Linked DNA regions of Homo sapiens: region 2 is linked to region 1. Evidence: chromatin contacts called from ENCODE Hi-C or POLR2A ChIA-PET data. All regions are on one chromosome and are shown on one strand. The core of a region is the stretch at or near the end of the contact, and the rest is flanking DNA. Distances in the headings are between cores, read along the strand shown.

Region 1 (6,212 bases), core at 3,099-5,598:
GAAAAACTACCATATGAACAGTTTGAAATGTGCAGGAACGCAAGTGTAAGAAGTACTAAGTGATGTTGCCCCATAAATTCTGAGAGCGATAGTTAGAATTAGCATTTCATCTTAGAGCAAAGTTTCTCTTCCACTGTTTTTTTCCTTTTATGCATGTTGTCTAAACGTCTCTGCCTTGGTTATAATTGTTTCGTGCATTGTTTAACTTTATAGGCAATAAAAGATACCACTTCCAAATATCTATTTTTCTCTCTCTGTGAGATGCAGGGCACTTATCTGTCAGCGCCGTCAGGAAGTGGGAACCAGCAGAGCGAGGACACTGGGAATTTCAGCATATCCTGATTTCAGCCCCTGGGATGTACAATTGGCACCAGATTTTATGCCAAATTTCAGTACAATGGAAATGTCCTGGTTTCACCCTCTGGGTTTTAGAAGACAAAAGGAAATGCAGTCAGTTCTTGGAGCAAAGCAGAACCACATCTGGAATTCATAGTCCATTCCTGGGATGCTCCAGAAGAAGAAATCCAGCGCCCACTATCCGTTAGCTAATTATCATTGCAGGTGACTACCAAGTAAACTCTACCTAAATCATGTCCACCCTCACTGCTTCTCATTCTCAGAGACTGCATTATAACCCTACATATATCTGTGAAATATAAGCCATAGCAGCTATCATTTCCTGCCTGCTTACTCTCTGCTAGGCATTCTGCTAAATGATTATATATATTATCACATTTAATGCTCCCAACAACCTGAGGTAAATATTCTTCCTTTTTCATAAATGAGCAAATCAAGGCTCAGAGAAGTAATTTCCAAGGTCACAGCTGGTAAGTGGTAGAGCCAGAATGTGAGCCCAGGTCTGTCTGACTTGAAAGGCGGGGCTCCCTTAGAACTTGAGGGGGACTATGTTAATCTCAACAGGGGCTTTCAACAAGCACCAAGAGACAGTATTATACAGTGGTGAAGAACAGACTCTGAAAGCAAGCTGCCTGATTCAGTTCATCTGAACCCCTGCTTGCCCACATACCTTACCCGCTGGAAGTTGGTTGACTTCTTTATATCCCAGTTCCTCTGCTATAAAGTGGACATAACAATTGTTATCTGTTCCATAAGGTTGTTTGGGGATTAAATAAGATACTACATGTAAAGTCCTCAGAACCACATTATAAGAATGCAAGACACAGCTGCTCATAATGATGATGGTGCTGGTTGTGGTAAAGGCCATGATCTCAAGGATAAGCCTCGCTTCTTAACTTTGGAGCCTCCTCCCAAACCTAGCCCATCATCCTACCTATTTTTTTGACTATCACAATTCAATATTAAACTTATTCACCAAAACAGGCTCTCTTTTCCTTTATTCCCATCCTGCTCTTTTCCGGGTATAGCCAGTAAGTTCACTTCCACCTATCCAAAACTTGCTCACTTCTTCAAGGCTCCCCCAAATCCCACCTCCATGAAGTCTCCCCCAAACACAGATGATCCATTGTTCTTCTTCCAGACAAATTGCAGTCCACCATTTAGAGTCAGCATTTAGAGCATCATCAGCAATCAGCAATGTACCATGGATACAGAATTGCATCCTGCCTTGGAACGTGTATTAGATATTTTGACTTTGTTTGCCTTATCCCCACAACTTGGTTGCAAGCTCCTTGAGGACAGTATATGATATATTTCTATGTCCTCCATAGGCAATAATACAGAGCTAGTGTGTGCACACACACAGACACACAATCACATCAAATAGGCATATCCTCCGGTGGGAGAATTCTGAAGTTATTGATTTAAATTATTTTAAATGTCAAGAGTGCAGAATGAAATCAAGAAAGAATCTAAAAAATATAGTACATCGACAGCCTCAAAAACACCAGACCTTGTATGTGATCTTGAAGACTTAAGCAGTGATCAATCTTAACGCCTGCACTTATTACCAGCTTGTTAATATGCAGGTTTCCTGATGCAATTCAAATTATTTGGATTAAACAGATTCAACACCATTAATCCAGTGAGCTTCAAAGTGATCTACAAGACTTGGGAGACATTATTGAGCTTGCGTGGTCACGACAAAAATGTGCAGCTACAGGTTATGTAATTCAAGTCTGCTCATCGTCTGGAAATGGGCTTGGAATTGGGAATGATTCTCAGAGGATGCTCAGAATGTGTTTAAACTTCAGGACACTGGAATCCTGCTCTAACCTGAAAGTAGTGGGGCAAAAACAGCAGTCTTGGTTTTAAGAGTTCCCTGTTGTAAGCAATTCCCCATGAACAGGAGAGCCAGGTGCAGAATATGTGAACTGATACGGGTACAGGTTTTCTAATGGATTTTACAGAACATAAGAATTGACTATAACTCAAAAATGACTTCCATCCTACACAGATATTAAAGCCCAGCCCTTCCTTCCAATATGTTTGCAGACTGAGTAGCCATAAATGAGTTTTATATTACTTCCCACCCACCTGACACACAAATGAACTAAAATGCACCCTTAAAGAGATATCGTCTCTCTTCAGGCAGCAAGTTTGGCAAGAAATTGCAATATAAAAATGCAGGAAGGAGGATTAGAATATCCTCAAGTCTGGCCTTGCCTCAGGAAGATACACCCTCAGACTGCCAAAGGAAAGCTTCTCTGCTGGTAGATTCATTCTCCCCAAAATGTTTAGGAAGCCAACCCTAAAAAGCTATGCCACCCACAGTAAAGGATATTCCATTTTTATGTGACTCAAGCTCATAACAATTTCTGATGGCTCTCTGAACTTAGCAATCCAACACAACCTCTAGTACCACTTCAATCCCTGAAACACAAGTAAACCTCATTCCTCCAGTTTCAATATAGGCCACTGTCCTCAGAATGTGGGGAGTTGGAAACAAGCAGATTGCAGAATATACATCTAGGTTTCAGATCACACAGACTTCAGCAGCCAGTACCTTCTAAGCTCTCCTCGCCTGTGGCCTTAGTGACATTATCTTAAGAGTATTCTCATAATTCCTGGTGCTGGTGAGGCTGGCCGGAAATAAACACTTAAGCACAGCTAGCAGGAGTAAACATTTATACAAATTTTTTGAAAAGCCATTTGGATGCTGGGCATGGTGGCTCACGCCTGTGATCCCAGCACTTTGGGAGGCCGAGCTGGGTGGATCACGAGGTCAGGAGTTTGAGACCAGCCTGGCCAACATAGTGAAACCCTGTCTCTACTAAAAATAAAAAAATTAGCCAGGCATGGTGGTGTGTGCCTGTAATCCCAGCTACTTGGGAAGCTGAGGCAGGAGAATTGCTCGAACCCAAGAAGCAGAGGTTGCTGTGAGCTGAGATTGCACCATGGTACTCCAGCCTGGGCAACAGAACAAGACTCCGTCTCAGAAAAAAGGAAAAAAAAAGAAAAAAGAAAAAAGAAAGAAAAGCCATTCAGGAATATGTATCAAGAACCTTAAAAACATTCTCACTCTGCCCTATGATAATGAGACTATAACCTAATACGGAAACAAGTTTTAGCCAGAAAGATGTTTACTGCAGAATTTTTTAATGAAAATAAAAAAACACCTAAATATTCAAAAGTAGAGTGGCTGTATATGGCATGACAGAATATTATGCAGCCAGTATGTATGTTTGTAAAATAATAATAAGAGAAAAAATGCAAAGTTCAAAGTTGAGCTTCATAGTACAATTAAAAACTAGAAAAAATAAATCTAACGTATGTATAGACAAAAAAGCAAAGGAACTATTCCAAATATCAGTTGATTTTAGATAGTGGACCCATGACGAGTTTTTCCTCCCTGCTTTCTACTGCTCTATACTAAGTATGTGTCAAGCTTTATTTGAAAAACTCAAGTACAAGTCCACGGTACAACCTAGCACTCTGGGGGCACTGGCACTCCAAAAGAAAGTTGCCTTCCCACTCCAGGAGAAAAGACCATCTCACCGGGGACCGCTGTGCCCACCCCAGGTCTGAAACGTCCCCTATCCGCGGACGGAAGCATCTTCAGGGGTCGCTGGAGAACCGTGGGGGCGCGAGCGCGCAGCTTCCGCGAACACCCGGGAAGACCGCCTGCGGCGCACCGCCCCGGGGGCTTTGGCTGACGATCACGGAAGCTCCGCCGGGCGAGGGAGGACGGCAGCAGCCCGGAGAGAAGGTCTCTGCAGAGCGGGGACGCAGGGTCCCGGGTGACACTCGGCGAGGGGAGCCTCCCCTTTGACTGTCTCGCTGAGACCTCTCAGGCTTCTAGTTTTCAAACACGAGGGTTGAATTATTCGGAGAGCTCAGCAGAAAGCGGATTAAGAAGGGGAAAGCCGAGGGAGCCATAAACTGACAAGTGCTGCGACCTCTCCGGCCACCAGGGGCCGAAGTCTCACCACTGCCCCCACCCGCGGCGCCAGGCATCGCCTCCCTCGTGGCAGAACCCTGTCCAAGTGCGCGGAGAAACGCAAAGCGCGGCAGGGACGGCTCCCTGAAGCCCACCGGGTAAAAGCAATGCCAGACATCAAAACCAGGAGCCTCCGAGAGCCGTCATCGGACAAGATAGGAAGAAGAGTCCCTAATAGGGCCCTAAAATACCCCCTAAGTTTGTCCCTCTGGGGTGAATTTGAAGTCTTCAGAGCTAAGTGGCTGATTATGAGCCTCAGCACCTCGGGTCCCAGGTGATATTTTGGTGATGAGACTCCACCCTAAAGGGATAGCAACTCTGTAAAAGCTGAAAAAGAATTCCTACATAATATCAATAATCACACCAGAATGGATCTCTTCTGTAAATTAACATTTTAAAAGATATCTTTACCAATAAAGAGATTTAAAGGGAGTGTTTCTTGTAAATACGGTTAATAAGCATGTCGATATATATACATATATATATATATCTTAAACAGTGTCATTTTACTTCTATTAAATTAGTTTTTTAAAAAAAATCTTGAGCTGGAGAGGTGTTTGTTTCACGAGCGCACAATGCATAATACTTTGGTAGACACTGTTCTGAGCAATATACAAATACTCATTCCCAATAATAGACCTATGAGGTGGGTACTGTGTCACTCCCACTTTAAAGAGGCAGTAACTGAGGCACAGGTAGGTTAAATACTTTGCAGAAGTTCACACAGCTGGTAAATGCCAAGTGTCAAGCTGGAATTCAAAGCTGGGCAGAGTGGTTCCGCTTAGTTATTGTGAGACCAATATCCTCCTATGTTACTGCTAACTTTTTAAACAGGTACAACTTTATTGTAAAGCAATGTGGCTAATATATCAAAAGCAATAAAAATATTCATACGCTTAGAAATAATAATCCCATTCTGAGAAAATATTCCAAAATGACATGCATGAAGAAAGCCATTACTATAGTATTGATAAGACAGAAAAACTAGAACCATCATTGTCCATCAGTAGGTGAATAATAACTTTGGGTAAGTCAGCTCAGTGAGGAGGTATGTGTACATGCCCACGTGGTTCTCCAGCGATCCCTGAAGATGATCCACTGGAGGCTTCTGTTTCCTGATTGGAGACGTTTCTAGGCCTGGGGGCTTCGAGGCAGCCACAGGAGAGATGGTCTTTTCTCCTGGCATGGGAAAGTGACTTTCTTTGGCAGCGCCAATGCCATCATGAAAAATTAAATTATGAAGAGGATGCAACTGCAAGAAAAGTCTTTTTACATCATAATGTTAACAGGAAAATAGAATGTAAAACCATGTGTGATACTTTAAAATATATGCACATGACCAAAAATAAAAGGAAGGAACACAAAAGAGAAAAATAACAATCTGACAAAGAGATTACTGCTAATATTTTTTCTTTCAAGAATTTCCCTTTTTGTTGTTACAGTCGTGTTGTTATGCATAAAGTTTGGAGAAACTGAAGTACATCTCAAAGTATTTATGAGAATAAGCCATATTTCCTGCGTCAAGAGCATCCCAAAGGAAACCTGTAACAGGGATGGTTCTACGGTATTTAAATGTTCTCTGAGCGGGGCTCCCTCTTGCCAGGGAAGGAGGATCATGCTGGCAGCTGGAATTAGCACCGTTCTCAGCCGCTGTATTAGAGAACCCCAGCAGAGATGAATGCTGCAGGGATTCCAGGCCTAGCATCAATGCCCACAAATCATAATGATGGTGAAAGAAGCAGAAGCCAATGTCTGGGGCTTTTCACACCCAGCAGCTAAAGAAATACAGTCCAGTCATGAGAAACTTAGTTTCAGATCTCACCAACGGGCAGTCTAAGGATGTGCCACATTCTTC
Region 2 (6,264 bases), core at 3,238-5,737, 130 kb before region 1:
CTGGAGTTACTTCTATCCGGATCCCAGGTCCCCAGTGAGGGGGCCCCTGGGCTGATAATCTTCACACAGCCAGCACCAGCACAGAGCCTGGCATGGAGCAGGTGCTCCCTAACACTAATCCCAAGATGCATGGCTGGAGAGATGGAAGGATGTGGCTGCAGAGAATGAATATGAATCTGCAAATACTGCACGCTGGGGCTAGTGGTCACAGGTATTGTGATCCCTCCTGAGGATCAGAGCATCAGTTCTGCTATTTTAGGTGGTAATTGCAAATTGTTTGGTGCTCTCTGGACCAGCTGCCAGCTGCCATCTGAAAAGGGGACAGAAGTAGCCAAAGATTTTCAAATAAGAGAATTGACTTCGGAAAGCCCTAAGAAAATTCTCTCCACCTTCCTCTTTGGCCAGCTTCTGTATTCTGTGGGTAAAGGCATAAAGAAGGCAGGTGAAACAAAGCTGTAATCACCCCAGAAAAATTGAAATGGGAGAGAAAAGAGTAGGTCTATGATAAAATTTTGGTTACCTTTTCATTGTAGAAAATTTCAAACATACACAAAAGTAGAGAGAATGGTTTACTGAACCCCGAAGAATCCATTACCCATCTTCAGCCAACAATGATGACTAATCTTGTTGCATTTTGATATGGTTTGGTTCTGTGTCCCCACCCAAATCTCATGTTCAATTGTAATCCCAGATGTTGAAGGTGGGGCCTGGTGGGAGGTGACTGGATCATGTGGGTGGTTTTTAATGGTTTAGCACCATCCCCCAGTACTACTCTCGTGACAGAGTTCTCACGAGATCTGGCTGTTTAAAAGTGTGTAGCACCTCCCTGCTCCCACTCTAACTCCTGCTCTGGCCATGAAAGACATGTCTGCTTCCCCTTTGCCTTCTGCCACGACTGTAAGTTTTCTGAGGCCTCCACAGCCATGTTTCCTATGCAGCCTGTGGAACCATGAGCCAATTAAAGCTCTTTTCTTTATAAATTACCCAGTTTCAGGTAGTTCTTTTTTTTTTTTTTGAGACGGAGTCTCACACTGTGTCCCAGGCTGGAGTGCAGTGGTGCGACCTTGGCTCACTGCAACCTCTGCCTTCTGGGTTCAAGCGATTCTCCTGCCTCAGCTTCCCAAGCATCTGGGATTACAGGTGCCCGCCACCACACCTGGCTAATTTTTGTATTTTTAGTTTAGGTTTCACCATGTTGGTCAGGCTGCTCTTGAACCCCTGACCTCAAGTGATCCGCCCACCTCGGCCTCCCAAAGTGCTGGGATTACAGGCGTGAGCCACCACGGCCTGGCCTCAGGCAGTTCTTTAAAGCAGTGTGAGAACGGACTAATACACATCTGTACTCACCACCCTCCTTCCCCACCCCCTATATTATTTTGAAGCAAACGTCAGACATTGTTATCTTTACATCCATTCTGTGATGACAATGATTCCGCTCAACAGCCCCACAAGGGACCAACTACAGTGCTCAGAGTTAACACATCTTGCTGCTTTTAAGACAAGGGTGAGATTCCAAGCCCCATGCAGTCCTAGAAAAGTGCTGGCATATTAAGAGGGAGGCACCACCACTAGGAATCTCAACCCAGGAAGAGCAGCCCCAGCCCTGCCCGCACCTGGCTAGGTCACCCTGGGTCAAGGCTTATTGCCGATGGGAAACTCACTTTCTCCACCAGTGAAGGTGGGTTAATGAGGCCCATCTGGCATCCACCAAAAGCCTCAGGGCATGGCAGGCTACACCCGTAAAAGTCACAGAGTGCTTGGCCAACATGAAGGGAGCTGCTGGAAAGTTTCATGCCCTCTGACAACTCCACACCTGTTTTACACACTTCAAGAGTCCTGGGAAGACACTGAAACCTTCTAGATGAGCCCAGAACTCATCTGAGCCAGATCCTGTCAAGGCAGCCCTGACTGTTTCAACATTACCAGGCTTTCTAGGCTCGACATCATCACTCACCCGACTCCTGCCTGGAAGCTCTGTCTCTCTTTAGCTAATTCTCCCCTTCTTCAAGGCCTTGTTTAGGAATCTCTTCCCTTTTTCACACCCCTCAGTCACACTGCCTTTTGCCATGGAACTTCTGGTAGCTCCTGTACTTATGCACTCATGTTTAAATCTTGTGTAATTTTGCACAAGAATAATTTGTCTCCCAGTTGGAGAGTGAACTCTTCCCAACTGAGAACCATGTCTTGTATTGCTTTGTAACTATCAGCACATAGAGAAGACTCTCAATCATCTTCCCAACTGAGAGCACCATGGACCATTCACAAGACTGCTTCCCAGGGCCAGAAGCCCTCTCTGTAGCGAGGAGGCTGGCAAGACCAATGGCTCTGAAACCAGACCCTCTGCCCTCAAAAGCACCTGGGAGTCTCATTCCCACCCGAAGCCTATTGAAGAGAATCTCTGGGCAAGAGGACTCCCCCCACAAAAAATCCCCTGATGACCCTCTGATGAAGTGACTGGGAGACACTGGTTTAAATTATTCCAAGTTCACTTCTGCATCAGAGAGATTATGATTCCATACTTATTGACGAAGTTTCCATAGAACAACCCAGAATATATTCCAATCATCTTGTCCAGGTCTGCAGGAAGAAGGCTACTCACTTTTTGTTGTTCCTTCAGATTTTCTCTTTCTTATTCATTTTGCATATTTATTAAACATCTATCATGTGAAAGGTTCTGCCTCAAATAAGCTGAGGAACTCCCTTGCCACAGGAAGTATATGGGGAGATAAGATATGTGCATGAAGAAATATTCAAGAGAGGAAATGAAAAATACCTTAAAATCTCTCCCTTCTCTCCCTATACTTTACCTGGTGAGCAAAAGATAAAGTTAGAGGAGAAAGAGCAATCAGAATTTCTCCCCACCTCTGCAAACCCTGGTGGGACCTCATATGCAGCCCCTTTGGCCCAGAGACACACATGGATACAGTGTTTGCCCTCTACCTTCCCGGTAGCCACTCTCCCTCCTCCTGATAGCAGCTGTTCCTCCCTCATCTTGCTCCAGAGCTCTAGGTGGGTCTCTGTCCCAGCTCTGAGGATGTAGCAGATGACACAGGTCCAGCCAATCACAGCATGGCCTAGCCCTGGCCAGAGATCAATTCAGGAATGTGCACCTGTGCTAAGCTAGTCCAGTCAGAGCGACTCTCTCTCAAAAGTCTCAGGACTTTTGTGGGAGCTTCTAGGAAAAAACTCTGGCTTTCTCTTGTTGAAGGAAAGGGAAGGGGGAGAAAGAGCTGCTGAGGTCACTGTAGCCATCATGCCACCTAGAGGAGAGAGCCTGGGCTGCTACGGCCCATCCCAGGGAGCCCCCAGTAAACAAAGCCAAAAGAGCAGAAGGCAGCGTGGAGAGAAACCAAGTCCTAATGAGGGTCTCTGGGTCCTGAATCCAGCCGCACCTGCAGCCAGATCTACTCCTGGACGTTTCATTTACATGCATCCATAAATTCTTTTTTTTTTTTTTTTTTTTTTTTTTTGCTTAAGCCAACAGGCTTAATGGAGATGAATTTCTGTTACGTGCAGACAGAGTGGCAGCTGATTCATATCAACATAGGGACCATAAAGCATGCATTACTATGTAGTTGAGACATACATTAAGTTGTTTTCACATCTGTTATTCCATGCGACCTTCACAATGCCTTAAGAGGGAATATGGCAGCTTGGGGAGCAGAAAAGCCCTGCTAAAGATCAGAAAATAATGTGTTCTGCGCCCTTTCTATTCAAAGTGTTCTCCGAGGACCACCAGCAGCAGCATCTCCTGGGACCTCGTTAGAAATACGCAATAACAGCACTACCCTAGATATGCTGAATCAAAGTGAGTTTTCACAACATCACCAAGTGATCTGTATGCACACTGAAGCTTGAGAAGCTCTGTTAGAATACTATCTCTGCGGCTTCTTGGCTGGGTGACTATAAGCAAATTACCTGATTTCTCAGGTTTTTTTCACATAGACAACAGAGATCATGATAACACACTATAACAATGCAGCTTTAGTGCAAAACCAAAACAGCACTAAGTTTTAATCATAGCTCTTCCAGTAGCTAAGTACAATCCTGGGCAAGTTCCTGAATTTCTATTAGCTTCAGATTCCTCATCTGTAAAACTGAGATAATAATACCTGTCTAACAGGACTGATGTCAGGATTAAATAATGTATGTAAACTTCTTTGCCCCAGAGTACCGGGACTCAATTAAAGGTATACATTATTGTTATTGTTGTACTCTTATAATTACTGCTATTATACACCCTACACACTTCACAGGGTACAGTGATTACGAGACTGAAAAGATAATGTATGAAAAAAAATACTTAAAGCCAAATAACTCAAAGTATAGTCCTTTCCTGATCTGTAAACTGAGGTTCACAGAGGTTAAGCAACTTTTCTAAGCTCACTAAAGCAGGAAGCGGTAGAGCCCAGGCTGACATCACCATCTTCCAATCTAGGATAGGTCACATGGTTGTCAGTGGTTCTTTGTTTATTTGCTTTTTCTCCCACCAGACTGAGCTCCTCGCCAGCTTGCTACTTCTCCCTCCATGGCACCTGGCCCAGTTCCACCCACGGTGAGCACTCAGTGCACATTTGCTGAAAGCAAAACTCGACCATCTGACCTCTTTAACCCATGTTTTTTGCACCACCCCAAACTATCTCCCTCAGGAAGGTATTGCTATGCTTTGGTACTTTAATTTAAGAAGCCAATTACTGCCGTTAATCCTAATTAGAAACTTATGACAACATCTCATTTGGAGACCAAAGCTCTACTGGGAACTTAGTGTAGAAATTCAATTCCAGCCCCCAGGGAAGAATCCAGGAGACCAGGAACTTTGGTTGGATATAGAATGGGGTGGGATGCTTACTTGTCTGAAAGAAGCAATATACTTTTATTAGGAAAAAAAAAAAAAAAAAAGCCAGGTTCTGCCTGAAGGAGAACTGTTAGTAAAGGAATTTCAGAGGCAATGATGCAAGCAAAGCAGATTCAGGACTCTGGAAGCTGGTTGACACAGTGCCCATCTACATATGGAGACTTGTCAGAATGCCAGTCCTAGCCAGAAACATCCACTAAGCCTTTGTCTTCTAACTTCAACCTTGAAGGTGGATTAAGGCCTGTGGGTCTTAGACAAAATGGACCCTAAGTCAATGTGGAATGAGCTAAAGTGAACGGGAAAATCCCTATTAAATGGAACAGTAGAAAGCACAAAATAAGAGGGTAGATTCAAACACTAATACAGCATTAATTACAAGAAATCCAAATAGACTACGTGCTCCAGTTAAGAGAACTCCTGCAAACCAATAAGAAGACACAATGCAAAAGAAAAGCATGGGCAGATGACCTGAAAAGAAACAGCCCATCAGAGAAGATCCAGATGGAACAGCCAACAAACAGATGAAAAAGTGCTCAATCTCCATGCGCAATTAGGGGAATAAAATATAAAACTGTGATAAACTGGCCAGGCACGGTGGTTCACGCTTGTAATCCCAGCACTTTGGGAGGCTGAGGCGGGCAGATCATAAGGTCAGGATATTGAGACCATCCTGGCCAATATGGCGAAACCCTGTCTCTATTAAAATACAAAAAAAAAAAAAAAAAAAGTAGCCAGGCATGGTGGTGTGTGCCTGTAGTCCCAGCTACTCGGGAGGTGGGGAAGGAGAATTGCTTGAACCTGGGAGGTGGAGATTGCAGTGAGCCAAAATTGCACCACTGCGCTCCAGCCTGGTGACAGAGCAAGACTCCGTCTCAAAAACAAAACAAAACAAAACTGTGATAAACCATGATACTCTCCCACGACAGGCAAAAATTTAAAAGTTGGACAAGACAATGTGTTAGCAAGAATGTGGACCATTGAAAACTTTTTTTTTTTTTTTGAGACGGAGTTTCACTTTTGTTGCCCAGGCTAGAGTGCAGTGGCACAATCTTGGCTCACTGCAACCTCTGCCTCCCAGGTTAAAGCGATTCTCCTGCCTCAGCCTCCCGAGTAGCTGAGATTACAGGCGCCTGCCACCACGCCTGGCTAATTTTTGTATTTTTAGTAGAGACGGGGTTTCACCATGTTGGCCAGGCTGCTCTTGAACCCCTGACCTCGTGATCCACCCACCTTGGTCTCCCAAAGTGCTGGGATTACAGGGGTGAGCCACCACGCCCGGCCGAAAACTCTAATACACTACTAGTAGGAGTATAAATTTGAGACAACTAATTTTGGAAAGAGCTTGCTATCATCTAGGAAAGTTGAGGTAAGCATGCCTTATGATGCAGCTATCTCAATCTTAGTTATGT

The links. A loop is a pair of places that touch in the nucleus more often than their neighbours do. ChIA-PET counts read pairs that join two places held with the same protein, here RNA polymerase II (POLR2A). Pooled maps may share reads with other maps.
Region 2: a pooled map shows a loop between it and region 1 (9-fold over the local background). The contact joins two enhancer-like sites. A Hi-C loop is called at or near these places in 1 of 37 single-sample maps with no recorded cell type and 4 of 50 pooled maps. POLR2A ChIA-PET finds 5 or more read pairs at or near these places in 4 of 52 experiments (BJ, OCI-LY7, WTC11 and 1 more).

Annotation. Positions count from the first base shown.
Region 1 is chr10:110,670,372-110,676,583 of GRCh38, reverse strand. All of the region lies in intron 1 of RBM20 (RNA binding motif protein 20), which reads right to left. Among named protein-coding and RNA genes, the nearest start is that of RBM20, 29 kb to the right of the region's middle. RefSeq lists an enhancer at 3,789-4,078. Within about 2 kb of position 4,348, at least 25 of the 41 ENCODE cell types and tissues checked have a DNase peak (open chromatin) inside an H3K27ac peak, as active enhancers do; they include OCI-LY7, where a contact is called at or near this core.
Region 2 is chr10:110,801,019-110,807,282 of GRCh38, reverse strand. The region is part of intron 7 of RBM20 (RNA binding motif protein 20); the gene reads right to left. Among named protein-coding and RNA genes, the nearest start is that of PDCD4-AS1, 67 kb to the left of the region's middle. Within about 2 kb of position 4,487, at least 22 of the 41 ENCODE cell types and tissues checked have a DNase peak (open chromatin) inside an H3K27ac peak, as active enhancers do; they include OCI-LY7, where a contact is called at or near this core.